2 separate regions of the Homo sapiens genome follow, and region 1 is linked to region 2. A link is a loop called in an ENCODE intact Hi-C map of the cell type or tissue named here. Cell type or tissue: heart left ventricle. All regions are shown on one strand. Links, peaks and the distances in the headings refer to the core of each region. The heading gives the core; the rest is flanking DNA.

Evidence for each region. Hi-C counts contacts between places; a loop is a spot of excess contacts. Peaks named below come from ENCODE experiments on the same cell type or tissue, not always from the same donor. Only the 100,000 strongest peaks of a DNase experiment are listed, where the experiment ranks them.
Region 1: it touches region 2 in a loop (2.2-fold over the local background); 2 of 110 quality-filtered maps call a loop at or near these places.

What each region holds. Positions count from the first base shown.
Region 1 is chr6:162,176,934-162,192,392 of GRCh38, reverse strand. All of the region lies in intron 4 of PRKN (parkin RBR E3 ubiquitin protein ligase), which reads left to right. Among named protein-coding and RNA genes, the nearest start is that of LNCR-SMAL, 50 kb to the left of the region's middle. In heart left ventricle, for the core only: no CTCF peak of the experiment used is centred there; no DNase peak of the experiment used is centred there; H3K27ac peaks cover 1,074 bases.
Region 2 is chr6:162,355,869-162,371,327 of GRCh38, reverse strand. The region is part of intron 2 of PRKN (parkin RBR E3 ubiquitin protein ligase); the gene reads left to right. LOC105369171 (a long non-coding RNA gene) reads left to right here. Exons shown (of 3, transcript XR_943200.3): 2 at 1,029-1,186; 3 at 2,662-8,178. Among named protein-coding and RNA genes, the nearest start is that of LNCR-SMAL, 130 kb to the right of the region's middle. In heart left ventricle, for the core only: no CTCF peak of the experiment used is centred there; no DNase peak of the experiment used is centred there.

The DNA of each region.
Region 1 (15,459 bases), core at 5,447-10,446, 180 kb after region 2:
TTTACCTAAATATTTAATTGTTATGATATTTGTATAGTGCTTTTTCTAATTTCACATATGCATATCATTATGGCAATGAGGTACACCAAGCCAGTATTACTTACTTTTTATGTAAAAGATATTAAAAGTTTTACAAAGTCTGTCAGTTAGTAGTGACATGCAGTCATTAATTTAGATAATTGGAAATTGGTTAAGTGATCTACAATCTTATTCATTGTGCAGGATGATACATTTTTAAAATATTTATAAGAGAAATATTTCTTGATACTACATAGAAGGGTTTGAGAAAACTCAACCTAAAGTACCTACAAAGCATAAAAGAAAAAATAAGGTTCTCTAAAGAACGTTTTTCATATGTCTTATTGTTTCATTTTACGTTGTAGTTACATGTATGTATCATGTTTAAAAACTTGGTTGGTTTGTTTATTGGTTCGTGATGCTGTCTCCTGGCAGGGATCAGGCACTCACACAGCAGATAAACCCATCAGGACATTCTTGTTGACTCACACACTGACGGGGCTGTTTCTAGCTTTACTAGCCACTGTCCTTCATGGCATAGAACAGAGCATCAAGGCATCAATTCTGTGTGCAAGGCAGGATAACAACGGACACAGCAGTGCCTGTCTCTTCTATATAAAACAGATAATTCTGGCCGGGCACGGTGGCTCACACCTGTAATCCCAGCACTTTGGGAGGCCGAGGTCGGTGGATCACTTGAAGTCAGGAGTTCGAGACGAGCCTCACCAACATGGTGAAAACCTGTCTCTACTAAAAATACAAAAATTAGCTGGCTGTGGTGGCATGTGCCTATAATCCCAGCTACTCAGGAGGCTGAGGCAGGAGAATCACTTGAACCCAGGAGGCAGAGGTTTCAGTGAGCCAAGATGGCACTATTGCACTCCAGCTTGGGTGACAGAGTGAGGCTCCGTCTCAAAAATAAATAAATACATAAAAATAAACAAAATGGAAAAAGATAATTCTTAGAAGCCTCCTAATAGGCCTCTCCTTACAGCTCATCATTTATAACTGGGCCATATGGCCAGTGATAGTAACGAAGCATGTTGAAAAGCAAGTGTTTGCCACATGGAAACAGAATTGCCATGATTGGCTTAGACCAGTCCTATTTTATCCCCTAGTCTGGGCCCATTCCATCTCCAAAAAAAATCGGATTCCTATGAGCAAGGACAGAGGGTGAGAAGCACGTTGGGTTGGCAATGATCAGCGACTATCACATTTGTAAATGCATCACCGTTTTAGCCCACTTTCCTGAACTCATCAGTTTCTTTCCTGCGTGGAAACCCTGCTGTTCTATGCCCTATTTGTATCACTTTGCCTGTACTAGACTTGGCTAGCCTTGAAACTGTTTTTGTGTGTGAAATGCTACTTTTCTCCAGTGCCTGTTTCTACACATAGATGTACCTTCCTGAGTCTCTGCAGAGTGAAACTGACATATTATCCGTTTGAGCACTGAGGAGCTTTATCAAGACTTGTGGAAGTAAAAACTACATCTGTAGGGCAGTGGGTTAATTTATGTGCTTAAGAAGCGAATGGCTCAAAAATCTCACTGGGGAAACATAAATAGAATTTAGTAGCCTTTTCTTCCTACATAGTAGATCCTTTGTTGATGCTTTATAAGAAACAAATATCTTATCTTACAGTGATAAAATGTGCGGGGCAGGGGAGTCTCCCTGAAAATACTGCTTCAGAATGAGGCAAGCCAGTACAGACCAGTACTGTGATATGAGTTTGCATTATGAATGTATGCGTGCATGCTCTTCCATCTGGGAATATCCAGCTACCTGCGTAAATGCATCAGTAAAGCCGGGTGGGAAACGGAGAGGTTAATTGACTTTACTTGGGTCACCCGGCGAGAAAGAAACCAAACTGAGAGTTTAATCTGGGGAACTTGAGCTCAGATTCTTGCTGAAAGCACTCACATTGAGTCACATTAGTTTTCTTATAAGGTTGAGGGAGAGTTGACACTTACTCTGCAGGCTTTCCCTGAAAAGAGTAAAATTCACTGGACTCTGTTTTCTAAAGTGGGGATTAAGATTCTAGAACTGGATTAGAAGTGAAACATGGAGTTTTCCCTTGCTGAAAAGAAAATGGAAGAGTATTGCGTACTGGGAAAAAGGAAATTATGAAAATTAAAAGGGAAATGCTCATAGAATATGATTTGTAAAGTGACTAGTTAGCCAAGTGGGTTTGTTGTAGGGCACGATACTCACTGATGCCAGAGTCTATGGCATGCACTGGGCATGGTCCACTTGAATCTCTGAGTATGATTAAAACCCTTCAGTCATTTGTTGGTATGATTGAACTACGGGTTCTCCCACGGCTAGTTTCAAAGAATTATATTTCTGTCTAGTGTCAGAATGACCCTATTTTTTTTAATGTGTTATGAATCTTCAGTTGTGCATACAGAATTTCATATTAATTTAGAATGCCATGCTAATAAGCGTACACTCAGAGATGGCCATAATTTAAAGCTAGCAGTAGTATCTCATGGAGAAATGAACTCTACTCCTCCCATAATGTGCTACAAACAAATGAGAACCATGCTCTTTGTCTTTGTCTCTGAATAGGATATTTTTATTTAAAGTACTTTAGGTAAAGGTCAGTATAAACCAATATGACATAATATGTCTATTGTTCAATGTTATCATAAAAATATAAACTTTGCATAAACAGAGTTCATGAAATAAATGGAGTATGACCAAAAAATTAAGTCTTGATTATTTGGGTCCCCCTGTTCTGGGCTCCCTTATTAGATTCATTTCCTTGGGGCAGGGACCATACTTTGGTGCTTAGCATAGTGCCTGCCACATAGTAGATATTTTTATTCTTATTACTATTATTATTATTTGATGTTTAAGATGTTTCATGAAGTAAATTAATGGTAGGCCAAGGTATACAATGACTATGATAATGAATGATATAATAGTCATTGTATACCTTGGCCTATCCATAATCTTAGAATAGGAATCAACTTTGCAGTCATCTAATCTCAATTCCCTCCTATAGAAGATAATTAGAATAGGAATCAACTTTGCAGTTGTCTAGTCTCAATTCCCTCCGATATAAGATACTTAGAATAGGAATCAACTTTGCAGTTGTCTAATCTCAATTCCCTCCTATAGAAGATAATTAGAATAGGAATCAACTTTGCAGTTGTCTAATCTCAATTCCCTCCTATAGAATATAATTAGAATAGGAATCAACTTTGCAGTCATCTAATCTCAATTCCCTCCTATAGAAGATAATTAGAATAGGAATCAACTTTGCAGTCGTCTAATCTCAATTCCCTCCTATAGAAGGTAATTAGAGTAGGAATCAACTCTGCAGTCGTCTAATCTCAATTCCCTCCTATAGAAGATAATTAGAATAGGAATCAACTTTGCAGTCGTCTAATCTCAATTCCCTCCTATAGAAGATAATTACTCTTACATGCTTGCTTTGTAGTCATCTGACTTTGCTAGAGCACTTTGAGTAAAGGAATAATCATTGCTTTTCACAAAACTGTTTTCATTGTTAAAGAGCTTGAGAGAAAGTTATCTGACCTAAATGTTTCCACCCATTCTTCTAGTTTTGTTATTTAAAAAAAAAAAAAAAAACGAAATCTAAGGAATGTTCCACCTGTAGGCTCTTCAAATGTTTAAAGCAGCTACAATGATTTACTTCCTAGGGCTTTCCTTCTGTATTAAACTTACGATTCAAGCATTAAAAAGGGACAGAGTATTCTCCTGCCTCAAAGAAGTTTTCTTTTCAAAGAACAGCGTTGGAGCCACGAAAGGTATGGCAAGACTATGAAAGAAGATCCTGAAATTAGAAGGTGAATGTGCTCTTAAGTAGGACCAGGAGATTGCTGTTGGGTTGTGGATAGGGCCTATGTGGACATTGATCCAGTACTGACTGTAGAGAAGGAAAAGGCAGAGTGTACACAGGGCCTTCTTTGTGGAATGATGTTGGTGTTCAGGTTGGAGAATGAAGAGGCAGGGTTGGAAATGACAATTCAGAGCGAGCAGGTGTGGCAGCCACTGTGTCAGACACTGAGCTTATCACCAGGGTTGGTCATAGTGGGACGTGTTGAGCCACTGGAAATTTCATGCCTACTGGTGATTTTTGTAAAGCAGCTCCCGGTATATCTGTATGTCTGCTGATAAAGACATACCCGAGACTGAGCAATTTACAAAAGAAAGAGGTTTATTGGATTTACAGTTCCACACGGCTGGGGAGGCCTCACACTTCTGGTGGAAGGTGAGAGGCACGAAGGAGCAAGTCATGTCTTACATGGATGGTGGCAGGCAAAAAGAGAGTTTGCAGGGAACTCCTCTTTTTAAAATGATCAGATCTCATGAGACTCATTCACTATCATGAGAACAGTGCAGGAAAAACCCACCCCCATAGTTCAAGCACCTCTCACTGGGTTCCTCTTATGACGTGGGAATTGTGGGAGTTACAATTTAAGATGAGATTTGGGTGGGGACACAGCCAAACCATATTAATGTCCAAGACAAACCTTTTGTAGCTTCAACTGCACAACCCATCACGCTGTATCTGGTGGTGGTTCCTTTTACTGAGGATTCTTTTGTCTCCTCTAAAGGAGTTTCCATGTCCTCCTGGCAGATAGCATTTTTGTTGAGGCCATGGATGCTGCTGACACATTCTTTGGTAAATGTCATGTTATATTAATAGATTTTCTCCCAGGGCCAAATGGATAACTTTAAGTTTCAATTACAGCTTTATTTCAGTACATAGTAGTGTCCAGTCTCTTGAAAACAACCAACTAAACAAATAAAAAGCTTGCCATGTACTCCTGCTGGGCCTGCATTAGGCTGGGCACTTGCTGGAGGGGTGGTGTATATTGGGGTGGGGGGCATCCTCCGTCCTTCCCCACCTTGAACTTGCTCCCCTGCACTGCCATTTTGCTCTCTTCTGTTTCTGATACCTCAGTGTTGAAGCACAATTTAGGAGCTTAGCAAGAGGGCACAGGAAAGTTCTCACTCAGCTGACACTGTCATGGGATATGTTTAAGCTGTCAAGTGTAGGAAGTGTGAAAAGCAAACTTTATCTCATTGGCTCCTGTACAAGTTGTTTAGAGGTCACCAGAGGAAATGTCTGCTTCACCTCCAAGCATATACTGATGTTCCTCCTCCGGTGATCACTTCTTTCTCAGCTGCTGGTTTTTCACTGTTATCCACCCCGATTTTCTCTGTTGGAGTCTCCTTGGTCTTCCAGGACATCTTGGGTAGAAACTAAAGTGGTTTCAGTGCAGCTCTTTTTCATTTTCCATTGGGCATTCTCATACATATTTTGTTTTAACAAACTCTGGGATCACAGACTAAACCCAATATAACTATACCAACAAAGTAGCTAGCCTTTAACATTATCAAGTGGGACTCGGGTCAGACCTGAACTCACTCTCTGTATTAGTCCTTTCTTGCCTTACTGTAAAGAAGTACCTGACACTGGGTAATTTTCAAAGAAAAGGAGTTTAATTGGCTGATGGTTCTCCAGCCTGTACAGGAAGCATAGTGGCTTATGCTTCTACAGAGACCTCAGGAAGCTTCCAGTCACCGCAGAAGGCAAAGGAGATGTGAGATGTTTTACCTGTCCAGAGTGAGGAGGAGGTGCTACGCACTTTTAAACAAACGGATCTTGTGAAAGCTCACTCACCATCCCAAGAACAGCACCAGAGGGATGGCGCTAAGCCACTCATGAGAAACTGCTCCCAGGATCCAACCACCTCCCACCATGCCCCACCTCCAACACTGGAGATTACAATTGAACATGAGATTTGGGTGGGGACACAGATCCAAATCATATCACTGTTTCTCCTTAACTCTAGAAGAGCCATATCAAGCTCTCTGAGTGGAGTCTTTCCATAGAAGCCCTTTTCTTCCACAAAGAAATCACCTTCAAACATTATCTCACCTTCAAACATTATCTCCACTCACTCCAACAAACCAATCTATAAATATGATGTTCATGAGATGTTTCAAAATAGCCCATGTTTGGAAGAAAAGGATGTACTTTCTGCTTGATTTGGCTTTGAGCCTAAAACTGCTAAAAAAAAAAAAAGTCTGTTAAAAAAATTATGTCAGTGATGTTTAGATTTGTAAATTCACATAGGCAATCAGCACCTCTTTTGGTTTATAGTATCTCTTGTATCTGGCTTTAATTGAAACCTCCAATTTAATATTCTATTACATAAGCTTTTCATGTAGAGCCTTTTACAGCTCAAAAAGTATTTTCACACACATTGTCTTTATTGATTTAATAACCATGTGAATTGGGTAAGGTTGGGAATCCTGTGACTATTTTACACCCAAGAAAACTATACAAGGTTCACAGAGAATAAGAGAATTACCAAAGGAACAGTGTGAGGTGGGCTCTCAAACCACATGTTTTGAAAAAAAAAATCTAAAGATTTTCTCCTTCTGCTACATAGCCTCTTCTCTTAACAGGGAGCTAAATATCTTTAGTTGGTACATCATTATTTTTAACACTACTTGCTCCGTAGAGTCCCTAAGGCATTTAAAATATTTTAAATGTGCAGGATCACTGTCATCCTTTTCTTCTAAGATGTTCTTATATTTTTCTTTGATTTATGTTTTGAAGGCTCCATCTTTGTTGAGGCCATGGATGCCGCTGACACATCCTTTGGTAAATGTCATGTTATAGATGTTCCAGCCATCTATTAAATTCCATCTCATGGTATCAGGATAAGAAGAGCTGAAAATTAGCTGAAATGTGGACCCTTCGTACCACAGAGCTGCTGTCATTTAGACTAAGCTGTTACTCACTAGTTTTTCCTGGAGGGAAAAAGATTTTGAAATCACTTATAATGAAGGACGCAGATAACACCGGAACCTCTTGACCTAAACTCTTGTCCTTCCTGTTGTTTTGTTTCCTTCGACAACATGAAAAACATTTAATAATGACTTTGATTACTTTATGTTTAATTTGGAGCAGGGTATTCAGCCGTAAGTTTTTGTTTCCTTTATTTGGAAACCTATGATTTTGAAGAAGGGGTGGCAGGAGAGTGAATTGGCACAAATGTTAGGTTCTATATATTACTCAAGTTTATCATTTAGTGGGGGGAAAAAGTAAGTTTACCTTGTACAGCTTGAAATTTAGTGGGCATTTATTTTCAAATGGCTATGCATTGTATTGAACTTGGAAAATTAAGATGAGTTTAGAAAAAATATCCATAACATTGGAAAATGTGCTGTGGAATACATAGTTTAGGTGAAATATGTACTAAATAATATCACAAATCTAGGAAAATGCCAGTATATATGTTCAGAAGCAGAGCCCAATACAAGTTTCATAACGATGCCACTTTTGTCTTTATTAGATGAGGCTTTCTTTGTTAAGATTAGTCAGAACAGAAGACCAAGGCAGTCAGGAGCACCCCCCCACCCTTATTTTAAGATTACAGTTTTGTGTATAAGAGTTTTGAAATAAATGCTTCATTTAGGAGACAGAAACTCGTATTGTTAAAAAGTGGAGAAAATTGGTTTACTTTAAGTTTCTCAAAGGTTTATATACCAAAACTTCTCAATATTGCCTGGCCTACTCCAAACATGCAGATTTCAGAATCTTTAAAGCACGTGTGAAATGTGCATCTTTAACTTCAGTGGGGATCAGCAAAAGGGAAGTCAAAGGAGGCTGGATGTATTAGTCCGTTCTCACGCTGCTATGAAGAAATACCGGAGACCGGGTCATAATAAAGAAAACAGGTTTGACTGACTCACAGTTCCGCATGGCTAGGGAGGTCTCAGGAAACTTACGATCATGGTGGAAGGGGAAGCAACATGTCCTTCTACACAGGGCAGCAAGAGAGAGAAGAAATGAGAACCGCACGAAGGGAGAAGCCCCTTATAAAACCATCAGATCTCATGAGAACTTAATCCCTATCATGAGACTAGCATGGGTGAAATCGCCCACATGATTCAGTTACCTCCCACCAGGTCCCTCCTGTGAAACATGGGGATTATGGGAACTAATAATTGGGTGGGGACACAGCCAAACCATATCAGCGGGGCAAGCCCAAATTTGTAAATGTTGGAAGTAATCAAGAGAAAGAGAGGACAGTGGATGTTTTTTACTTCACTAGACTCTGCCCTTTTGTGAAGCCTCCTATTATGCAATCAGTAATTTTTGCTTATTGAATATTGGATTTGATTGATTAAAAGGACAAATAAAGTACAAGATCCTGGATATGTACATTAATTAGCAAAAGTTGATACAGAGCTGTACTGTCCAATATGTCAGCCACTAGGCACATATGACTTTTTAAATTTTCATGAATTAAAATTAAAGAAAATTAAATAGTCAGATTATCAGCCACAGTGGCCACATTTCAAGGACTCACTGGGCAGTTGCAACTAGAGGCTGCTGCATTCATTGTAGTTTAGAGCATTCCTGTCAACAGAAAATTCTCTTAGATAGCACTAGTTCAGGGGATTCTCCCTGGGGCAGTCAGGTGCACCTGTTTGGATTTTTAGAACTAGTAAGTGTATTTTTCTAAAACTAGGAAGAAAGAGCTGGAAAAAAGTTACTTGGCTATTGCATAAATGGGGTGTATGGTAGGGATCGAGGGGCGGCATACTGCGGCAATTCAAGTGTTAGTAAAGTTTTATGGCTATTGAGCCCAAAGCTTAGAAATCAGACAGGCCTTGCCTTGGTCATGCAGTCAGCAGTGACAGATCAGATCTGGGACTAGGACCAAGGTTGTTAGTTTCCCAACTTATAGTTTTATCACCATATTGAATTCCTTCCAAGATGTATACTTTGGCATATAATTTTGGAACCACAAATCTTTGATTTTTATAAGACAGAGAGGCTTACAGTCTTTCCCTCCCCATACCAAGACAGGAGGGGAGGTGACTTTCTTACACAGAGAAACCTACTTCATAGGCTGCCATCTGTCAAGGACATCTCCTTCACCTTCTTATCCTCAGAGTGGGTCAGCAAGGAGACCCACCAGAAGATGATGATGGCAGGGAAACAGCTCCATGTGGCCTGTGTGAGTTCCCTGTCAGTAGCAGCTGTCTCTCAGATCCCTTTGGGCTGCAGCCTGGGTTCTGCAGCAGAAGAACTCCCAATGCCTTACATGTCTCCTTAGGACCTCATTTGTTCTCCATCCTCTTACATCTTCCCTATCTGAATAGCAGCCACCTTCCAATGCATGTGGTTCTCAATGTGAGAACACATTGGGCCTCCCGACATTTAAATGCTGAAGGTAGCACCGTGCTTCTGGACAGGAATTTATCTGCTTGAGACCACATGGTTATGGAAAATGTTATTTTGTCAATGAAATGCAAATATACATTAACCAAGTATCCTTACATTTATAGAAATTCTTTTTTATCATTATTTCTTCAAATCGGCAGAAAAGCACCAAAAAAAAGAAAAAAAGGTGTCAGAAATGACCCAATAATAATGCATTTTAGAAGTAGGTGAAAAGCAGTTTTCACAAAACTTTAGTTTACTTGAACGTTTCAAATAATACAATAGTTATTTAGTTGAAGGTTAAATTTAAGACAGTGTGACAAAGAGATACAAAATGAGCATATGCTGTTGGAAAAATGGTGCCAATAGACTTGCTCTAAGCAGGCTTGCCACAGAACATCAATTTGTAAAAAGGGCAATATCTGCAAATTACAATAAAGTAAAAGTGCAATAAAATGAGGTATGCCCACACATGTTTTAATAAGAGAAAAATTCCCGTGTACTCCTGCGAGGATCCTGGGATGAGCCCATGGGAGCTGGCTGAGTGGTAGTAACTTGCCATCCCATGTTTCAGACTGAAGTGTTAGATTTGCATGATGCTTGGGTGCCTGCACACCCTCCTGACACACAGTGATGTTTTCCCAGGTGGTTCTTCACTGTCCCATGTCAGTAGACTCCCGGTAGATCCACCCCGCCCAGTTCCATAGACAGGCTTCAGCCTGACGGCAACTACAGCTAGTGCCACTTGTCCTCAGGCTGAGACGCTTCTACGTGTAATATAAAATTCTATTATATTTTATAAGTCTGTCTTCAATATCTCTGAATACAGCATTTCTCCTCAAGTTTACACCCATTCTAAATGTAAACGCAGATTGAATCATGATTTTAAGTGTAGCGTTTGATCTCCAGGCAACATCTGTGTTTAATGACTAGAGTGTAGTGTATTTGGAACCATCAAGAAGGGACTAGTACAGCAGTAATACAGCAAATAACAGCTCCAACCCCTGTCTTTGTCCAGGGTAGAAACTGGTGGATGCAAAGTAAGTGTGTAAAAAGAACACACTTTGCATGCAGTTCCTTTCTTTCTCTACACATTATTTGTGAGATTGCAATACAAAAGAAAATACGCCAGGAACTCAGATCACTGAGAATGTTTGTACGTATTCTGGGATAATGAGTCAGTACAATATCTGACTCATTATCAAACTGAGAATGGATTTCCTGTTTTTGATAAGGTAACCAAGTTCCTCTTCCTAGATGTGTGACCTTTGGCAAGATCCTTAACCTTTCAGAACCTCTTTTCTTATTCTCAACTTCTTTCCTACCCCTAAATCTGAGTGTGTCTGTGCACTTTTCTCTTGGGCAGGGATAGTTGGAAGCTGACAAGCAATGATGGAATAAATAATCAAATGCACATAAAGCAATTTGCTTAGGACCTGATTCCCACTTAGTGATTCCTACTTATGATTCTTAGTTTCTTTCCCTGATTCTCCCCATGTTTCTCTTTGTGGTTGCTGTTGTTATTTTGTATCTCAGGTGTACCATGTTGGATTCTATGGTTCTTGTACAACACTGTATCAATATTTGTCCAAGCCTGACCCTCTTTATGCATTTATTTCTCTTTTTCTTTCTTCATTTTCTGATTACCTTCCCTTGTCCCGTTAAATTCAAAAAGCATTTAATACCTACTATGTGTGGAAATCCATGATCTGAAGTAGAAGCTGTAAGTGGTTCCAGAGCCAATATGACCATCATCCTTATTCAGCTCATGTGCAGATGTTGGTAACACCAAGCATCCACTTGTATTCTTTGGTTTCAGTACCAGAAATAGCAAAGAAATATGCAAATGGTTTGTGTGATTTATGTAATTAATCCCACTTCCCTTTCCTATGCTTGCTGGAAAGCTTAGAAACAAATAGGTGTCCTGCCTCTAGCAAGCACATGAAACTTCGGGAACTGACCTGGGACTGGAACGTCACCCCCGACTGGGTCAACATTTCCTACCCTTCTGTTCCTCGGTCAGCCCACTCCCCTCCACAGATATCTTCACTTGCTTGTATTGTTATGGGCTGTTTCACGTTCTTTCTGAATGAAACGTGGTGTAAAGGAACAAATAAGCTTACAAATGTTGCAGGGATGCATTGTGTAAACCCATTTTCACCTGAGAATGAGGCCAATCCAGTTTAAACTAGAATCATGTTATTTGGATTTTGCCTGTTCCCTGATGTCCTCTTTGGTGTCTACCATCTCTGGTCTAGCTGGGGCTGTTGTGTTGTCCAGTTAATATATGGGGATGCATTTGTGTGCCCAGTCATTGAGATACAGGAGGGAGGGGAGCCCACTGTTCCCTGTTGTATAACGCACTTGCTTGTTTGCCCCATAAAGCCAACTTGAAAGCTAATTAGGCTATGTATATATTGGTTAACTCAGTTCCCCTGCCATGAAATTTTGAAAACTACCTGATTGGAACAAAAGGAACCGACAACATATCATTCAGTCAATGTGGGGAAGGGAGAAATATGAAAAAGGAGGAGAAAAGATTCGTTTGGGATTGTCACATTATCACAGTGGACAGCTCTTAAGCTTGTCCTGTGAGCCGACAATTCTTTTTGGTGAGATTTAAATAAGGTTCTTGGTATATGTTTGAAGAGACTGTAAACACATATGTTTATAGTATATTCGAGACCTGATGACTTTCTTTTTTCATTTGTAATTTTTGTGGGTACATAGGAGGTGTTCATATTTCTGTGGTACATGATGTGTTTTGATTCAGGCATGCAATGTGAAATAAGCACAGGATGCAGAATGAGGTATCCATCCCCTCAAGCATTTTTTCTTTGAGTTACACACAATGCAATTACGCTCTTTAAGTTTAAATGTACGATTAAGTTATTATTGACTGTAGTCTCTGGTAGCTTTCAACCAAGTGAAAATGTTTAGTTGGGGAAAACAGGCTGATCATAGTAACCATCATTTCATCCTTGTCACTTCCTCAGTGCAGCTCCCAATTCACAGAGAATTACAATAAGGAAAAATCACCTCAAATATGCCTTTACAATGAATTTCACCTATCACATGTATCACAAAGGCCCCCAGCTGTGGCATGCAGCATACATTTCTAGGATGTAGACTTTGCTACACACATACACACACACACACACACACACACACACACACACACACAGTAATAAGATAACAAAAAGCACTGTCCCCTTACTACAATTTTTCTGTCAAAGGAAAAAAAAATGGGAAGAGGAGGCAAACACTAAATAGATATTTAAGTTTCACACGTTCAGGCTCTATCTGTTTGCTGCTTGGTAGTGTTTACAATGTTCAAAACCTGAGTGGAGGAGGAAGCCTTTCCCCTTGGCACATACATAAGCTCATGAATTGAGCCAGTGGCAACTCTAGGGAACTAAGTAGGTGGTGACTGACTTTGGCAGGTGATTCTTTTCTTGGTTGTTGTTGACATATAGTAAGGGGCATAAACCTTCAGTGTGCAACTTGATGCCATTCTTACCTACACACATGTATACGCTCCTCTAGACAGACTTTTAGACCTTTTCCAGAAAGTCCCCTCATGCCACCTCCAACTCAGTTACCCACATTTTTCAACTGACCAGAGGGATGGGTTCTGCAGCAGGCTGAAGGGGAAGGCCCCACAGACTGGGGTTAGAGGAAATGAGGAAACACAGCAGCTGCCGGTGGCTCTGCAGTCAGGAGAGCCATGGTGCAAACTGCAGGTTCCAAAACCAGGTGGAGCCCCGGCAGTCCATCTGCCATGGCACAGAGATGCTGGACCGTCCCCTCAGGTGGACACAGCATGGTTCGGGCTGATGATCAAAGATGAAAAACAATTGGCACAGGTTCCTAAGAAATTCGGCCAGCAGAGAAATATAGGCTCAAATAGAACATGTGTGGTATCCACAGAGCTGCAGGCCCAGTTTTCAAAATGCAATTACGACTGAAGGGAGGCCAGGCACAGTGGCTGATACCTGTAATCCCAGCACTTCGAGAGGCCGAGGCAGGAGCGTTGCTTGAAGCCAGAAGTTTGAGACCAGCCTGGGAAATAGTGAGACTCCGTCTCTACGAAAAAAATTTTAAAAATTAGCCAGGCATCAGGTGTGGTGGCACACACCTGTAGTCCCTGCTACCCAAGAGGCAAAGGTGGGAGGATCGCTCGAGGCCAGGAGTTTGAGGCTGCTGCGAGCTGTGATCGCACCACTTGCACTCAGCCTCAGTGACAGACGGAGAGCCCTTGACTCAAAACAAACAAGCAAACAAGCGAAAACACTGATGAGGAAGAGATGATGCAATTCAGTAAATCAGACACCTAGATAGAAAGCTGCTGAATCAGGGACTGAGGCTTTTACCCCAGATAGGGAAAGAAATAAACACAAACAAAACCACAAACGACACAAAACTGAGAAGACTGAGTTATCACTCATTCTTTGTGTCATAAAGCTGACCATTGCAGGATGATGTAAGTCCTTCAGAACACACAAACATGTCCACCTGCAGCACTTTGGCAGCACGTGACAATATCCTACTGATCAAAAAAATGGCCAAAATAGTCTTTAAACAAATAGCTTGGTAGTAGGTACTTGAGGGATTTAATTGACCTCCAACCTTTAAGGGAGGTAGCTCAGGTGTGTGTGTCTGGAGCACCGGAGCCATAGGCCAGGGAAAGGGGCTGGCCCCATCCTCTGGGCCTGTCAGGTTCAAATTCCCCCAGCATCAGGGCCAAGATTGCTGAGCGAACACTCCCAAACACACAAACACCAGTGTCTTAAGGGATAGGCCCATTACAATTTGCTCATTGAATTAAGCATGTCAAAAGAGACTCTTCTGCTAAAATTGATTTATCAGAAATAGAACTGTTTCTGTGAAAGTCCTCTCTGCAGTAAGGGTTTGACAATCCACAATTAACATTTTACGGATGACCCACAAAAATAATTCAGCTACAGGTTCTTTCCCAGGAGCCTAGAGGATGTAGCGACTCTATTTCTAAAAGTCCTACCTAGTGGCTTCACAGAAACTTTTTGATTTTCTGGCTAAAGAGACTCAGAGCCTGTCAGTGTTAGAGAATGCCTCCTTAGCCTACAGGGGAAAATATGATCTCCAAATAGAATCCTAATCGCATTTTTTCCTGGTGGTTAATGGTGTTTCAGAGCTTGGTAGGCATGCCACCTAGTGTTCTCCTTCAAGAGGCCTGGCCACATTCAAAGAGAAATGAAGGACACCCACACATCCGGGGGCACTGACAATGGCTTTGGGCCTGTGCTGCGGAGTGAGTTGGAGGCACGCAGCTGCAGCTTGATCTATGGCTCTTTATTTATTTTTTTAATCTGGCAGCTGCCACTGGATTCAAATGTCCCAGTGCAAAGCACTCTCTTTAATTTGTTTTCTTTATTAAATGTACAGACAAACTTCTGCCGTCTTTGTTGTATTCTTGGTGTAGTTGGAAGGCACAAAGAGAACGTGCTTTGCTTTTATTTTTTTTTTCGCTTAATTATATCAAAGTCCTTTTAAATGATAGGCATTAGTAATTGTTGTTTTTCTTTTTTTGACACACACCTGGTGGAAGCACTATGTTATTTTGATAGAATATTTTTAAATGAGAAAAATAAGTTATAGTTATACCAGTGCCTTTTAGCAATGAAATAGCTTTCAAATTAAATTTTATGTGACAAATAATGCAATGCACTCTCATTATATAACACTTAACCAATATAAAAAAGGTGAGGTAGAAACCGCTGATACAAGCATTGCTAACCATTTTAGTGAAAATCCTTTCTGATATCTCTGGCATGCATTCACACTCACACATAGAAATAAGTTTTTTCTTTTTTCTTCTGAATTTGTTTCTCTTAATCATTTATAGCCATTCTCTCAAAGGTAATTTTTATAGTTCTATTTTTAAAAATTTTTTATGACTGCATAATATTCTATGCTCTGCTGCAATGGCTTTGATTTAAACATTTGCCTATTGATTTGTTACTGATATTTCTAGATTTTGGTGTGAGTGCCTGTGCATGTGTGTGTGTGACTATATACAGCAATCCAGTGAATAGGGGTATACATATTTATATGCATTTATTTATTTTTTTGTGTGTGAGTAAAATATATGTCCTTATACTTATTTCCTTAATTTCAGGCTGTAATAATTCACACTTTTGCTTTCATTTTATGAAAGGACTCCTTTTCCCAAAAAAAAAA
Region 2 (15,459 bases), core at 3,719-8,718:
CCTGGTCACCACACTGCTTTCTAAAGAAGACAGTTCCTATTACCTGCAGGGTGCTGCTTTGTTGCCTGAGGATTTGGGTCGGGGCCCAGAGTGAACTGCTTGAAATAATACATGAGCACTTAGCAGTGTCCCTTCTTCTCTAATCTGTCCCCAGGAAGCATCCCGCCTCTCCTGGGAGCAAATGTTGAACAAATGGATTGAAAGGATACCAAATAATTATCTTGCCCTAAGCATGAATCGCTTCACCTTCCCACGATGGCCTTCTGTCTTCGTCTGGCTTTGACTTGGGTCAGGATGTTTGATAACCAGTGATGGCCATTGGGCTAATAGCAGTAGCATTCTGGACAAGAAGCCATGTACGGAAAACACCCATTTGGCTCATAAGTTCTGAGTAGCTGCGTTCCATGCTCAGTACCATTTGTTCAATGATGCCCGTGAGCCAAGCTGTTGGTTTTTCAGTATCACTCACTAAACTCTTTTTCCAGACACAAGAAGTCCTATAGGACTCTTAGTGAACTACTAATATCCCACATAATACTACCATTCATATGCCAGGACATACTAGTAACATCTACTCTGGAGATGCTGATAACTCAATTAGTTGCTATGACTGTATTCATTTGTAGTGCTTTACATAGGTTGGACAGAGAAATATTGCATGGAATAAGTAAACGTGAATTTCACTTTGGCTTTGCCACCAGCTTCCATTTTTGTAAGTTCATTTCTCCAAGAAATCTAAGTAGATTCACCTTTCTTTCTCTCCCACCCCTCCAATTAAAGTAACCATTATGCTAGTTTAATGGGATAAGTAGTACTTTTTTCATCTTTTGTTTGGTAATAAAATGTAATTTGGGGAAATGAAGTTGTTTCCTGGATACCTCAAGCCAATAAAATAGTGACACAAGGACGAATATTTATACAACATCCTTGGTTTTTCAGTCCAGTGTCCTTATCTTTTGCCTTAGTTAGTGATGTTAAAATGCTATGCCTTTTTTTCTATATTAAAAAAAAATCTCTGAATTCGAAAGGGTCAATGAGATATATCTCCATGAGAGGCAACATCCAAATCATCTGCCAGGTGATCCCACCTTGTCACAAAGGATTGTGACTGACAGCAGAAAGAAAGCAGGCATGAGAAAACGAGATGCAGTCAAGAGCTGACGATCACATCAAAAAGGAAAGAAAGGTGAAACATTTCGACTACAGTGAAATTTGCTGTTAAGCTTTTTCTATGGAGAGAAAAGCTTTCTTCATAGAGAAAACCATATTTCAAGAATTACCACTCAAAAAGCGTAGGTGGCCACTTGATGATAGAGAGGCCATGTGTACTCATTCTTGATGACAAGTACAGGGTGACCTAATTGGGGGCTTTCACTCCAGCAAACTGCCCCGATTCCACTGACCCCATGACGAGGATGCTTATTTTTCCAAATAGCCACAAGTCTTGAGGCAGGATACCTTCAGGGTTGGCTAACTCAGCTCCTAGGTCTGCCATCCTTAGTGCTATGCAAAATGTAGACGGGCTTTGTAGGGGAAAAGGGGTTATTTCTGTTATTATAAAGAGGGGAGTTCACCTAAACATCATCAGCTACCCTGTTGTTGGTTCCTATCCGTGGATGCTAATTTCTGCCAGTGATCTCTGCCCTGGGGAGGATGAAGAGCTGAAATACATTTAAACTACGTACTCAATAGACTGTTGGACTTAATTTGAAACTAATATCTTTACTTTTTTCTCTTTGTGAGTAAATAAAACCCTTAATTGACATTACCAGATGCTGAACTAGACAAATGGCTGATATTTTTGTGGAATGTGTACAATTGTATCACCCACACAAATTGGCTAATGATCTAAATATTTTTTAAAAGACATTGGGTAGTATAGTAAGAGTCACACCTGATGTTCAAGGGTAGATTTATGGCACTGTTATCTTTTAATCATGTGAAAATTTTCTCAGGTGGAATGATATTTCATAGAACTAGAGTTTTCTTAGCTAGAGACGGCACAGCACCTCCAACTTTTCTGTTTCGAGAACTGCCTGTTCCCTTGTGTTCCCTTGACCTCAGACAGTGAAATGACATTTGCCAATTCAATATAAAAATAGCAACAAAAGAACTTATTCCAGAAAGTTTCCTGTTTTATTTCTTTTTGGATACATATTTGAGTGGGATTTTGAAGCTAACCTGAAGTATAAGGGAACTTCATTATGGGTTTATTTGACTTACTATATGTCACCTTTGCAACCAACAAGCTTATGCTTTATTTCATTTTCTGTGAAAACGAAGGAAATGGGCAAAAATCTCACCAAAATATGGATGGGGTAATGAGTGCTAGTGTCCATGCAACATGTAACCATGGCTTAGCTGATAAAAAAGAAATTCCTATTGATGTTATCTTTTTAATCACAAGGTAATTGTGCTGACAGCTAAGAGAACTAGGCCAATATTATAAGTAGCCTAAGGGAGCAGCAGAGACACAGGTTTGGCTCTCTGTAATTGTGAAAAAACACTTGGTTGTTGGCATCACAAATTATGCTATATCAATTAGAGAAAATATTTGAAGGACGTTGAAGAGTTGAGAGCAGGTGACTAGCTAGCTGCCACTAGTTAGTTGTCTGCATTGAGGTATTGCTTTGGCCTAAATCCTTTGCCTTTCTTTCCTAGATGTTCTATACATTCAGTGAGAAGTCAGCCTGTGTTTGCATAAGCATTTCTGTCACTGCCAACCCAGCTCTGATGACAGAGTGTGAGCTTCTGTGCTGCTGGTACCTTTGGGATTCGTGCTGACTCGTGACAAGCCTAGGAGGGCCACAGAAAGAAGGATGTAAGGATGTAAGAAGGATGACCTTCCATGTCTTCAAGAATAGTTGCGTTTTAAGAAACAATGAGACTTCCATGTCCTGATGGCAGTCGATGTAGAAATTCCTGGCATTTGGCAACAGCATGGAATCACATTCTGTAGTAATACAAAGAGTCTGGCTTCTGGCTTCTCAGGTAGATTCAACAATGTCAGCTCTCCTGGTAACTGCTCTAAAAATACATTTTAGAGTCATAAGAAGCCCGGTTTTGACCCCTCACTCTCTTACCTGTGTAGACACCCAGATATGCTCCATGCACTCTTGGGTGTGAGAGTGATTCCCTGTTCTCCCAACCCTTCCCCAGCCACGCCCTTTGTGCTGCTCCGCAATGCTTGGCTCGGGAGGAAACTGTATTTCCCAGATGCCCTTGCCAGCGAGTTCCTGTGACATCTGCTCAGTGGATCCAAAGGCAGGTCAGGGGAAAGGCGCTGTCATTTTCTCTTTTCTACCCTTCCCTCTCTCCTGCTTCTGGAAGTGTCTGTGATCCCTTCTCCATGCCACTCCTCCGTGACTGGGAGGCAGTGCCTTGGTGGTTTCTACCCACTCAGTCGGCCCATCCTCAGGGGTCCTGGCATGCACTCAGCACTCAGAAGTTCTGATAAAGTACTTTCTTGAGTTTCCTGAGTCCTGGGGGCAGTAGCTGTTTCCTACAGTTTACCAGGTGATCTAATCTCATTCTATCCCTTTTTTCTTTCTTTTTTTCTCTTTCTGCTCTGCTAACATTTTGTAACAGATTTCTTATATTCAGTGCACTCTTAAGAAGTACCTAATACATCTTGTATGTGGTGGGATTAATAGTACTTTAAATAGTACACACAACCTGCCTGTAAAAGGCCTGAAAAGAGCTGTGAAATAATTTATACTCCTTTTCTTATTGAGTCCACATTTAGGAATCTATCCTGTGAATGAAATCAGAGATGGTCCTGGAGATTTTATGAGCATGGGTTTTCATTGGTGGGTTAATTTTTAATAACAGAAAAAGGAATTACTTGTAGAACAATAGGAACCATTAAAATACACTCATACAAATTACAATACACATACACATTAAGATACTGTACCATTATTAAAAATCACATTTTCAAAAGAAAATGTTCATAGCATAAGCGAAAAAACAGTGTATTAGCCTGTCCTCACACTGCTCTAAAGGACTGCCCAAAACTGTGTAATTAATAAAGGAAAGAGGTTTAATTGACTCACAGTTCTGCATGGCTGGAGAGGCCTCAGTGAACTTACAATCATGGTGGAAGGGGAAGCAAACATGTCCTTCATCACATGATGGCAGCAAGGAGAACTGCCGAGCAAAAGGGGAAAAAGTCCCTGATAAAACCATCAGCTCCCCTGAGAACTCATTCACATCATGAGAACAGCAGGCATGGGGGTAACTGGCCTCAGGATTCAACTACCTCCCACCGGGTCCCTCCCGTAACACATGGGGATTATGGGAACTACAATTCGAGATGAGATTTGGGTAGGGACACAGCCAAACCATATCAAACTGTATACAAAAGAGTATGAGGGAATGTTGTATAAGGGAATAAACATTTTAATTTTTTAAAATTTATTTTATTTTGAGATGGAGTTTCACTCTTGTTGCCCAGGCTGGCATGGAATGGTGCAATCTCTAGTCACCGCAACCTCCACCTCCCGGGTTCAAGCTATTCTCCTGTCTCAGCCTCCCAAGTAGCTGGGATTATGTACCACCACACCCAGCTAATTTTGTATTTTTTATAGAGGCGGGGTTTCTCCATGTTGGTCAGGCTGGTCTCGAACTCCCGACCTCAGGTGATCCACCCACCTCGGCCTCCCAAAGTGCTGGGATTACAGGCATGACCCATCGTGCCTGGCCGGGAATAAACATTTTTATAAACACCACTTTATAGGTATGATCAAAGAAACATTTCTATTAACACACCTTTACAGGGAATGCAGTGGAAAGAAATCAGGCAAGTTTCTATTGGGGTGATTTTTATTTTCTTTTCTGTGTTTATTTTTGAAAATTTAAAGAAATGTCCACCATGACTATTTTTTAATAAGCAAAAGACAATTAATACATTTTAAAAGAATAATAGTTCTTATTATGCCACATATAATAATAAATCCCATTTGGATATAAGATCTAAGAAAGCCAACCAAAATCCTTTCAATCTTGTATAATAATGGAAGAAAACTAGAATGACATTCTGTAATCCCAAAAGATAAAAGAATAAAAAAGATTTTCAACAATGATTAATTTGGAGATAAAACACAAATGTGATAAATGTAAAAAGATTCTTTAGAACAAGGTGATTTTTAATTTACAAAAAAATTATTATAACCTGTCAAATTGGCATTATAAAACTGCATTTGTGGGAAAAGGGCCGTTGCCATAATATTGGTGACAATATAAATTGCCATTAAAGCTTTTTTGCAGTACCCATGGCAAGTACCCATCAATATTTTGTGTGTACAAATCTTTGGGCAGTAATTTTACTTCGAGGCATCTCTCTAATGGAAATATTTGTGTAAATGTGCTACAATCCAAGTTGAAGTATACTTCCATTATGCATCTTCTCAGTGGACGTTTATTGAGAGCCTATGATGTGGCAGACATTGTTCTAATAAAGGACACATTAGAGCATACCAGAGAAAAATCTTACATGAAAACAGTAAACAGTAAGAAATACATGAACAAGATTATTCCAGAGGGTGATGGGTGCTGTACAGAAAATAAACCGAGAAGGTATAAAAGATATTGACTAAGGATAAATTAGATTGTGTAGAACAGGAGCTCTAGAAAGACCTCACCAAGGAAGTAACCTTGGAGCGAGTGATGAGACAGCAGGAACCACCACGCCAATACCTTGGGACAGGACATTCCACAGAGATGCAGAGACAAGGTTGGCTTAGCCCAGGCATGGAAGAAAGGCCAGGGGCACAAAGATTTGGTATAAGAAGTTCCAGAGGAAGACAAAGACAGGTAGTAAATCACGTAAGAGTCCACGGGCTATAGTAAAAAGCTTGAAGTTGATGTACATATTTTTGATTTTGAAACAGTAAAAAATTAGGGGAAAATATTTCAACATTCATCAGTAGGGGAATGGTTAAATACATTACTGAATATAATCATCTTGTAAAGTACTGTCTAGACATGAAAAAAATAGAAAGCTCTGTATTTACTGACATGGAAGAATGTGAATCATGCTATTAAATGAAAAAGCACATTACAGAACAATACACTTACAAAATACAATATCAAAATATACATATACACACAGATAAAGGTGAAATTCAGAGGTGGGGATGTGGGACTTTGACTTTTTACTTTATACACTTTTGTGTGATTTTTTTAAATTATGGATTTATTTTATTATTGATAAAATATACAAAGGTTACAATACTCCTGATTGTAAAAAAAAATGCTTAGTAAAGTATATTTAGAAAACAGGGAAATTGGAACAGTTTTTAGCCAAAGAAAATCCCACACTACATATTGGCAAAAAAAAAAAAAAAAGAGAGAGAGAGAGAGAGGGAGAAGAGAGATTTCTATTCTAAAAAATGCCTTAGGGCTTGTAGTTTCTTATAACTTCTGTGACTACCTATGGCGTATAAGTATTAGATTGTATTCTACAAATTGACAGCCCAGGATCATATTCCTGGTTGCTTTGTTTTTTACACAAATATCTTTATCTGAACTCTGGCTCATTCTGGAAATGTAAGCCTCTCCTCCCTCTTCCTGATTCCCCTTCACACCCCACAACCATGTCAGTTGTGCAGCCATTTTCTGGTTTAAATTTCAGAACACATGAGAGGGCCCAGCTCGCCGCATGTTAAGATAATCCTTTAAAGGTTGCTGTCTGGCCATGTGAGCTTGCAAGATAAGGCACCGAGCGTGGGGCTTTCTTCATTTGAAAGAGTATTTTGAGAACCTTCTTTGATGTTTGAAGCCCCTTTTCTTCTGACCTCCCACTTGCCAAGTAGATACTTTCTTTCTTTCTTTTATTTTATTTATTTTATGTTTTTATTTGGGGGACATTTTACTCCCAGGGTAGTTATAGTCAAAAGGAAGAAAAGTTTGGAATTTCTTCTGTTTGAACACCACTGTGTAATTGGAAGGCGCAAGTCTCCACGACACTGATGACAACTCAAAAAAGCTCAAATTAAGGAAAAGTCCAGTTGAAAGGTCAAGGTATGGAAACAGTACAGATAATTATTTGGGTATTATTTTAAAGAGCAATGCATTGGTGAAATATTCATCATGATTGTTTTTGGATACATTGAATACCAGTTATTTATATTCTTGAATCATACCAGTGAATGTCTGTGTAGATGGTATTATCAAGTCTGGGGTTTGATTTTACCCCTCTTACAAATCAGTGAGCCTGCTACTGTATCAGGCTGCTGGTGGAAGACGTGAGTCTTGGGGCCAAAGGCAAAGGGCTTTATTACACAGTGCTCAGCAGTGCAGCAGCTTGTGTGCAGGGAATGAAGCAATTGGCTCAGAGGGAACTTACTCATGGGTGGATTTGCATCACAGCCGGTGAATACTGAGCTGGGACTACTGTTATAGCAAGCCGCATGCAAGCCTTTTGTCTAGGGGAAGACCTTGCCTTATCTCTTTAGGTTACCAGTTGCATAAGCAACCCTGAGTAATAGTCTGTTAAAAGCGGGCAGGACCTTTTGATCTTGGCAAGTCCAGCAAGATGTATAGAAGGGAGAGAGGCCCAAAGAGGACTGTATCTCCCAGTGAGTTGTAATTTTATATCACAATATCTAATAGCATATAATCCTGTTAACGTAGTCATGCATATTACATATGCATTTCAAATAATCTTTTTAAAAGGTTTTTGTTAACTGAAGGCATAATAGTAACAATGATGATGTCTTTGCTTCATTTTTAAAAAGAACAAGAAATAATTTGGAAAAAGTAGCATAGAAATGAAAGAAGAAAAATGTCACTTTTCTTGTGCTGTCAAGTTTGGATTTATAGTTCACTATGATTAAGTATGGAAGAATAAATAGTTTTCAAATAGACATATTTATTAGCTACTAAATGGAGGTATATTAAATACAGGTACCTCGATGGCATATGGGTTTGTATAGAAAAATACATTTTTTTCCTACAGAAAGGGGGTTAGTAGTAACACAGAACTTCAGATTCAACATAGAAACCAAATTGAATTACAGCAGCATCAAAAGATTTTCAAAGAGGGGCTTTGGACAATGTACTTTGAATTGCCTCTGCAGAACACTAATACAGACACGTGCCTGGGCAGGGGCATGGAGGGCCAAGTGAAGCTAACCCTCTTTCCCATAACTCAAGTCAGGGGAGACAATTTTTTTTTTTTTTTTTTTTTTTTTTGTTTGAGAAGGAGTCTCGCTCTGTCACCCAGGCTGGAGTGCAGTGGTGTGATCTTGGCTCACTGCAAGCTTTGCCTCCTGGGTTCATGCCATTCTCCTGCCTCAGCCTCCCGAGTAGCTGTGACTACAGGCGCCCACCACGACGCCTGGCTAATTTTTTGTATTTTTATTAGAGACAGGATTTCACCGTGTTAGTCAGGATGGTCTCGATCTCCTGACCTCGTGATCCACCCGCCTCAGCCTCCCAAAGCGTTGAGATTACAGGCGTGAGCCACTGCGCCTGGCCAGGGGAAACAATTTTTATAGAATAGTGTTTTTTATTGTGAAGGATAACTTTTTGTGAAATAAAGTTTTTTTCTGGGCTAGAGGAGGCTTCCTCACGTACCCTGGCCACCCTGAGTGCTTGTTCACAGTTGGTTTTGGAAGGGAATAGCAGAAAGAGCAAGATGAATGTGAGTCCGCCTCTTCCTACTATTGTTTCTTAATATTTACAATGTCTCCCATGTTAGTCTGATTTATCTAACAGAATTTTCTGCTATCCTAAAAGGAAGAAAAATAAAATAGAGAAACAGGTGTAATTTTCAGTAGAAATTTATTTTTAATATTATTCAATTTTAATTCAAATAGGATTATTTTTCAGTTATTTTACACGGCCCTTATTTTTGAAAGTTAAACTTGTGTCCGCCACCTCCCACCCCCAAATATCTCAGTGCATTACTATTACTTTTTTAAAGATAGGTAACTAAGCATTATACTATTTTGAGTTGTAGAAATGTGGTTTATATGTTCCAAATAGCTAAATTCTAAAATTGACAGGATACAACTTATCAAACATACAAAACATATATTTTACATGGTAGAGAAAAATAACGAAAACATTCTTGAGATGATTTGATTTTTCATAAATTAAATGAAGACTTGAGTCAATTTATAAATTGGCAAGTAGAAGTAACAGCATGTTCTTTGAGGCCTTATAATTTATCTACTGAACCATAATTTTATAAATGAGTATCCTTTTGATACTTCCCTTTGGAACACTGCATATTTGGCAAAATGTTTGGGATCTTTTACTTTTAAACATTTAACACACACGGTGTAGAATGTGAGCAATTCATTGTTGAAAATCTGAGAGCTGCACAGTCCCTATTTTTCATAATTCATATGCATGCCTTCCTTCTTTTCGGGGTGGAATTGTAATTGCCAGCTTTGGTTATTTGGTACTTTTTTCTTAGTAGGTCTTCAGCTGTTTCTCCAAGAATGTTATAGTTAATGGCCTCAAGGTTTGCTTTGATATCAGGCTGCACGTATTTACAGAGACTGGAAGTACGTGAGCAGATAGGACTCTTGGCATATTAACACTATAATTCCTTTAGTGGAAAAACTTAGACTTAATTTGAGCAGAACATCAAACCTATGCACAGCACACTTGCATCACTGCTGCAAAAATCAATGTGGCTTTTTTTATAAATAAAGAATAATTAAAAGACAAGCCAGAAAATTTCTCTCCATTTTCTCTCTCTTGGTCTGTCGGTATTAGTCTGCTCCAGCTACTATAAAAGAAAGTCTCATAGACTGGGCACTTAAACGCACATGTTTAGTTCTCTGAGTTCTGGAGGCTGGAACGTTCAAGATCAAGGTGATTGCTGGTGAGGCCTCTCTTCCTGGCCTGCAGAGAGATGCCTTCTTGCTGTGTTCTCACACAGAGTAGAAAGCTCACTCTTTTTTTTTCATCTTATCAAGCTTTCCAATCCTGGCTTGTGACCTCATCCTCGTGACCTCATCTAACCCTAATCACCTTCGAAAGGCCCTACCTCCAAATACGATCACATTGGGGGTTAGGGGTTCAACATATGAATTTTTTGAGAAACACACTTTGGTCCATAACCCTTTCTCTCTCTCTCTCTTTTCCCCTAATGAGCCACTCCAAATGCAAAGCGAACTTCTGAAGTAAAAATGTAGCCATCTGAACTTGACTGATGTTTACAAGTTATGGTTTCCTGGGTGGTGAAGGGCCTGTCTTCCCAGCTAAGAAGATGGATTGTCTTGTTTCACAGCCAGCATCAAAGGCACTGGATGGGATGCCAAAGTTTCTGATGAGAACATTTCACTTAAGATAAAAGGCACTTCTAAAATCCTGGAACTCTGTTTTGCTTTGTTTTGTTTTTCATTTAAATTTTCAGTAAAGATCAAAGCTGTCAAAAATTTAATTCAAAAACTCATCATTCATCCATGTTGTCTCTCAAAGGCCAGTTCCTTTATCCTTTTACCATTTTTAATCAGTATGTCTCATGCCCAGCACAATCAGAGGTGCAGACCCACTAACTCCATCGCTAAGCAGAGGTCTTAGTAAGCACTGGCCCGTGGTGTGCCACGGAAACATAGAAGTAATGAGAAAGGTGGAGCGAGAGCCTCACAAGGATCTTACCATTGTCGGTGTTTCATTGTCGGTGTTTACTTTTGACTTCTTGACCTCTGTGAAAGATTTCTGGTTTACATGATTTTGTGTTTGTAGGTTTTTTGTTTTTTGGTTTTTTTGTTTGTTTTTTAAAGAACAAATGACTTATTTTATGTGCTTATTTTTAATATTTAAAAAAGAAGAAAAGATGTCTGACTGTATCGAGAGTAGACAGGTTTTATAGGAAATATCTAAAAACAACTACATAAAGGTTACCATTCTTTTGAAAGGAAAGCCTTTCTCCTTCAAAATCCATTAATTTGTTTAGCACTTATTTTAAAAGGAAACTGAATAAATGCAAATGTTAGGGGATGTATATGTGAATGTGGCATTGTCCAAGTAAACGATTCACAGAAAAATTAGGAATTGTTGAAGAACACCTTACTGCAGTTCAAAAAAGTGAGTGCCATGGATTAAATAACAAATATTAAAAAATAAATGGACCGTAAGTTGCACTATTAGAAAGAACACTTTCTGTTTGTGTTATTTTTAAAGGGGTGCGATAAGACAGAGGAAACAAATTTTTCCACTTATTGTGTTCCAGGTACCACACACCCACACCCGCACCCACACCCACACCCACCCACACACACACACATATGTATATATAAATTATATTTTGCCGTATTTTAGTAAGTGAGAACATAAAAGTGAGAATTTGAAAAATTATAAAATATTGTATGACATGGGACGAGAACTGAGACAGTTTAGAAAACATTTTGAAGAATAAAACAATAATATAAGCCAATTATAAAAGATTTTCGGATAAAAATGTGTTGTATGGCATATTTGTTCTGTAGAATATTGATGGGTTCTTTGAAGAGAGGATGCCACAGTGAAGTAGTTTAGCCAACCCTTAACTAAACATGTATCTTTACTGTAGGAATTTTCCAATTCCATTAAGAGGCAAACGTCTATTCTCTATATAATAATCATGATTCTTGAACGTATTTGACCACTGAACAATATTTTTCCTTGCAGCAGATCAAGAAGTGGGTATTAAGACATTTTGGGAAATACTGGTTTAGCTGCCTCAAATGCAGGAAATAAGATCACTTATAACCATGTTTATGTTTTTTTTTTTTTAATTTTAAAAGGTATATTTAGTTATAGCAAAGAAAAAGGAATACTTAACTCATGGTTTTGTTCTGTTTTGAGAAAATACTGAGGAGATTTCATTAGCAAATTAACTCTTGTAGTAAAAAAGATTATTGGTTAAAAGTCAAGTGATTGAATTTTTTCCTGATTCCATTACTAAGACTTTGGACAAGGTGAGTTAACATCTGTCAGCCCCATTTTCCACCTCTGTAAAATGAATTGGCCATGTTAGGGCTCTCAAAACTCAACTTTCTCAACATTCATGGAGCTAAATTCTACCTAATTTTCCGAATGTCCTTGACAAACCAAATCTAGATAAGTTAATTTATTCAATCAGTCACCTCCCAAATATTTATTTACCTGGTGGTTTTCCTCTGCTGTGGCACTTCCAAGTACATCTGTTCCTATGGGGCTGATGGGCTGGGGAATTGGGAGAGATGATTTAGGAAACAAGTAAACAGATATGTGAAGAAAGTGATTTCATATATATATATATATATTTTTTTTTTTTTTTTTTTTTGCCACAGTGTGTCACTGTGTCACCCAGGATGGTGTGCAGTAGCACAATCTCGGCTCACTGCAACCTCCACCTCCCAGGTTCAAATGATTCTCCTGACTCAGTCTCCTCAGTATCTGGGATTGCAGGCAGCCGCCACCACACCCAGCTAATTTTTTTATTTTTAGTAGATAGGAGGTTTCACCATGTTGGCCAGGCTTATCTCCAACTCCTGACTTCAAGTGATCCACCCGCCTTGGCCTCCCAAAGTGCTGGGATTACAGGCGTGAGCTGCTCTGCCTGGCCTAAACAAGGTGATTTCTGATAGTGAGCACTACTTTGGAGAAAAAAATCTAAAATGATAAGATAGGGATAGGAGACACTTTATGATATGCTGCACTCTAGATTTAGAGAACTGAATGCATCCACTCAAGAGTTTTTAATGATCTTTAATAGTTATCTACTAGAACTATTTCAAAATTGGTGAAGTATATTTTTATCATGAATGTGGCATTGTCTTAAAGATAAGAAACCAAAAATAAGTTCTTTTATGAACAGAGAAATGTAAATTTGTAGCATTTAAACGTTTACAGTCAGAAATGCTTTCATTAAACAATTTAATTATTATTTTAAAAAGAAGGAATAGAAATACCTTAAATCTGTAAATAATGCTAAGATTTTCAAACAGTAAAATACCAAGCTTGATTGAATTAGATTGTGGAAATATTTTGATTGCTTACAAGGCTGAAAAGAACCATGCCAGGTAACTTTCAGTATGGCAAGTGAAAAATAAAGATTTCGAAAAATATTCCAAACTGTTTATTAAAATTCATAAACTAACTTTTGTCTGTAATTTTAGGATTACAGACAAATTGTACATACAGAAAAGTTGCACAAAGATTTTCCCTATTTCTCCCCCAACACACACATACACTTTCCTCTGTTATTAACACATCTTGCATTTGTGTGTTACATTTGTTAAATTGGTGAAGCAATATTGATACGTTATTATTAACTACAGTCCATAGCTTCCATTAAGCTTCATTCTTTGTGTTGTACATTCTGTAGGTTTTGACAAATATCTAATGGCATGTATCCACCGTTATAACGTCATGCAGAAGAGCACCACTACCCTAAACATACCCTGTACTCCACGTACTCATCTCTCCCTCCTTCCCCTGAACCTGTGGCAATCACTGATCTTTCACTGCTTCTATATATAGTTTTGCTTTTTCCAAATATCTTTTAGTTAGAGCCAGAAAGTATATAGCCTTTACAGACAGACTTTCACTTAGCAATATGTATTTAAATTTCCTTCATATCTATTGGTGACTCAATAATTCTTTTTATTGCTGCATAATATTCTATTGTAAGGATAAACCAGAGTTTGTTCATTCACCTGCTGATGCATTAATGGACATCTTGTTTCCAGGTATTGTCCAGATATGAATAAAGTGTGATTGCTGGATTGCATGGTAAATCTGCTTAGTTTTGTAAGAAACTGCCAAACTATCTTCCAAACTGGTCATAACGTTTTGCATTCCCACCAGGAAGGAATGAGAGTTCTTTTTGCTCCACATTCTCACTGACATTGGCTGTTTTCAGTGTTCTGAATTTTAGCCATCAACTAGGTGGGCAGTACTATCTAATTTTGTTTTATTTCTGAATTCCATAATGACATATGATGGTGAGCATCTTTTAATATGCTTACTTGCCAGCTGTATTTATTTATTTCTTTATTTTTCCTTTGGTAGGATGTCTGCTTAACTCTTTTGACCATTTAAAAATGGGTCCCTTACTTATGTGTTTCTGAGTTGCAAGACTTCTTTGTATATCTTGGATACTACTCCTTTATCAGATATATATTTTGTGAATATTTTCTCTCTGATTGTGACTCGGCTTTTCATTCTCTGGAGAGTGTCTTTTGCAGAGCAGAAGTCTTTAATTTTAATGAAGCCCTGCCTATCAATTATTTCTTTCATGGATTGTGCCTTTGGTGTTACATGTAAAAAATCACCAGCAAACCCAAGGTCATCTAGATGATCTTATTTGTTATCTTCTCCATGTTTTATAGTTTTGCATTTTATATTGAAGTTTATGGCGCATTTTTAGTTGATTTTTGTTAAGGATGTAAACTGTAATGATTTATTCTATTTTTTGCATGTGGATGGCTATTTGTTCCAGCATCATTTTTTGAAAAGATGATTATTTCTCCATTCTATTGCCTTTGCCTCTTTGTCAAAGATCAGTTGACTGTATTTGTGTGGATCTATTTCTGGGATCTCCATTGATTTGTTTATTGTCTATCTTATCTTTTTTTTTTTTTTTTTTTTTTTACTAATAATCACACTTTATTACTGTGACATTATAGTAAGCATTAAAGTCGGGTGGTACCAATGATATTTGTTCTCCTTCAGTGTTGTGTAGGCTTTTCTGGGTCTTCTTCTTCTCTATATAAGCTTTAGAATCAGTTTGTTGATATCCTCAAAATAACTTTATGTGATTTTAATATTTAATTTAAACTTTGTTTTGACCAAGCAAAAAAAAATGTATTATATATTAGATTATTTCTTAAATATTGTAGTCTACTATGGTAGTCTGGGGCCCATGTGGCCACCTTACAGCAATCATAGTGAAACACAGTCTCTTATCGTGGTGTAAACCATGGTATTATATTCATGGAACACTGTAGTCATTTCTTGTCCTGAAAGAGGAAATGATGGCCCTGGAAGAAATGGGATGGGGGTGGGGGGACGGCTATGAAAGCAGCAAGGGGCACAATTTAGGACCACAGAGTAGAAAGATTAGCATCTTTCAGTTAGAGAAGATTAAAGCTGCAAGAACATTTTCTGCTTTCTACATTACGTAGTCAATTTATTGAATAGCGTAATCCTGCTAAGTAGTAGTGACCAAGGGTAGAAGATATTTAATTACAGAAATCTACATTTAAGGGAGATAATAAAGGTCACGTTGGTGGTTTTGGCCTTGTCTCTGAATGTGGCAGGTGTAAAGTGCCCACAGTGCCCTCACACAGAATGTCTGAGATAGCCCTGTATACTGGAGGACCAACAAGACTCCTGTATAAGTACTCCCTGTATCAACCTATAGATGGATCTGCTGGGCACTTGTATGCAGAATCTTCATTTCTTTTGATGAGTTGATCTTTGCTCTTAATAATTTACATTTGAGTTTTTGTCAAATAGATCAGTTAAGGT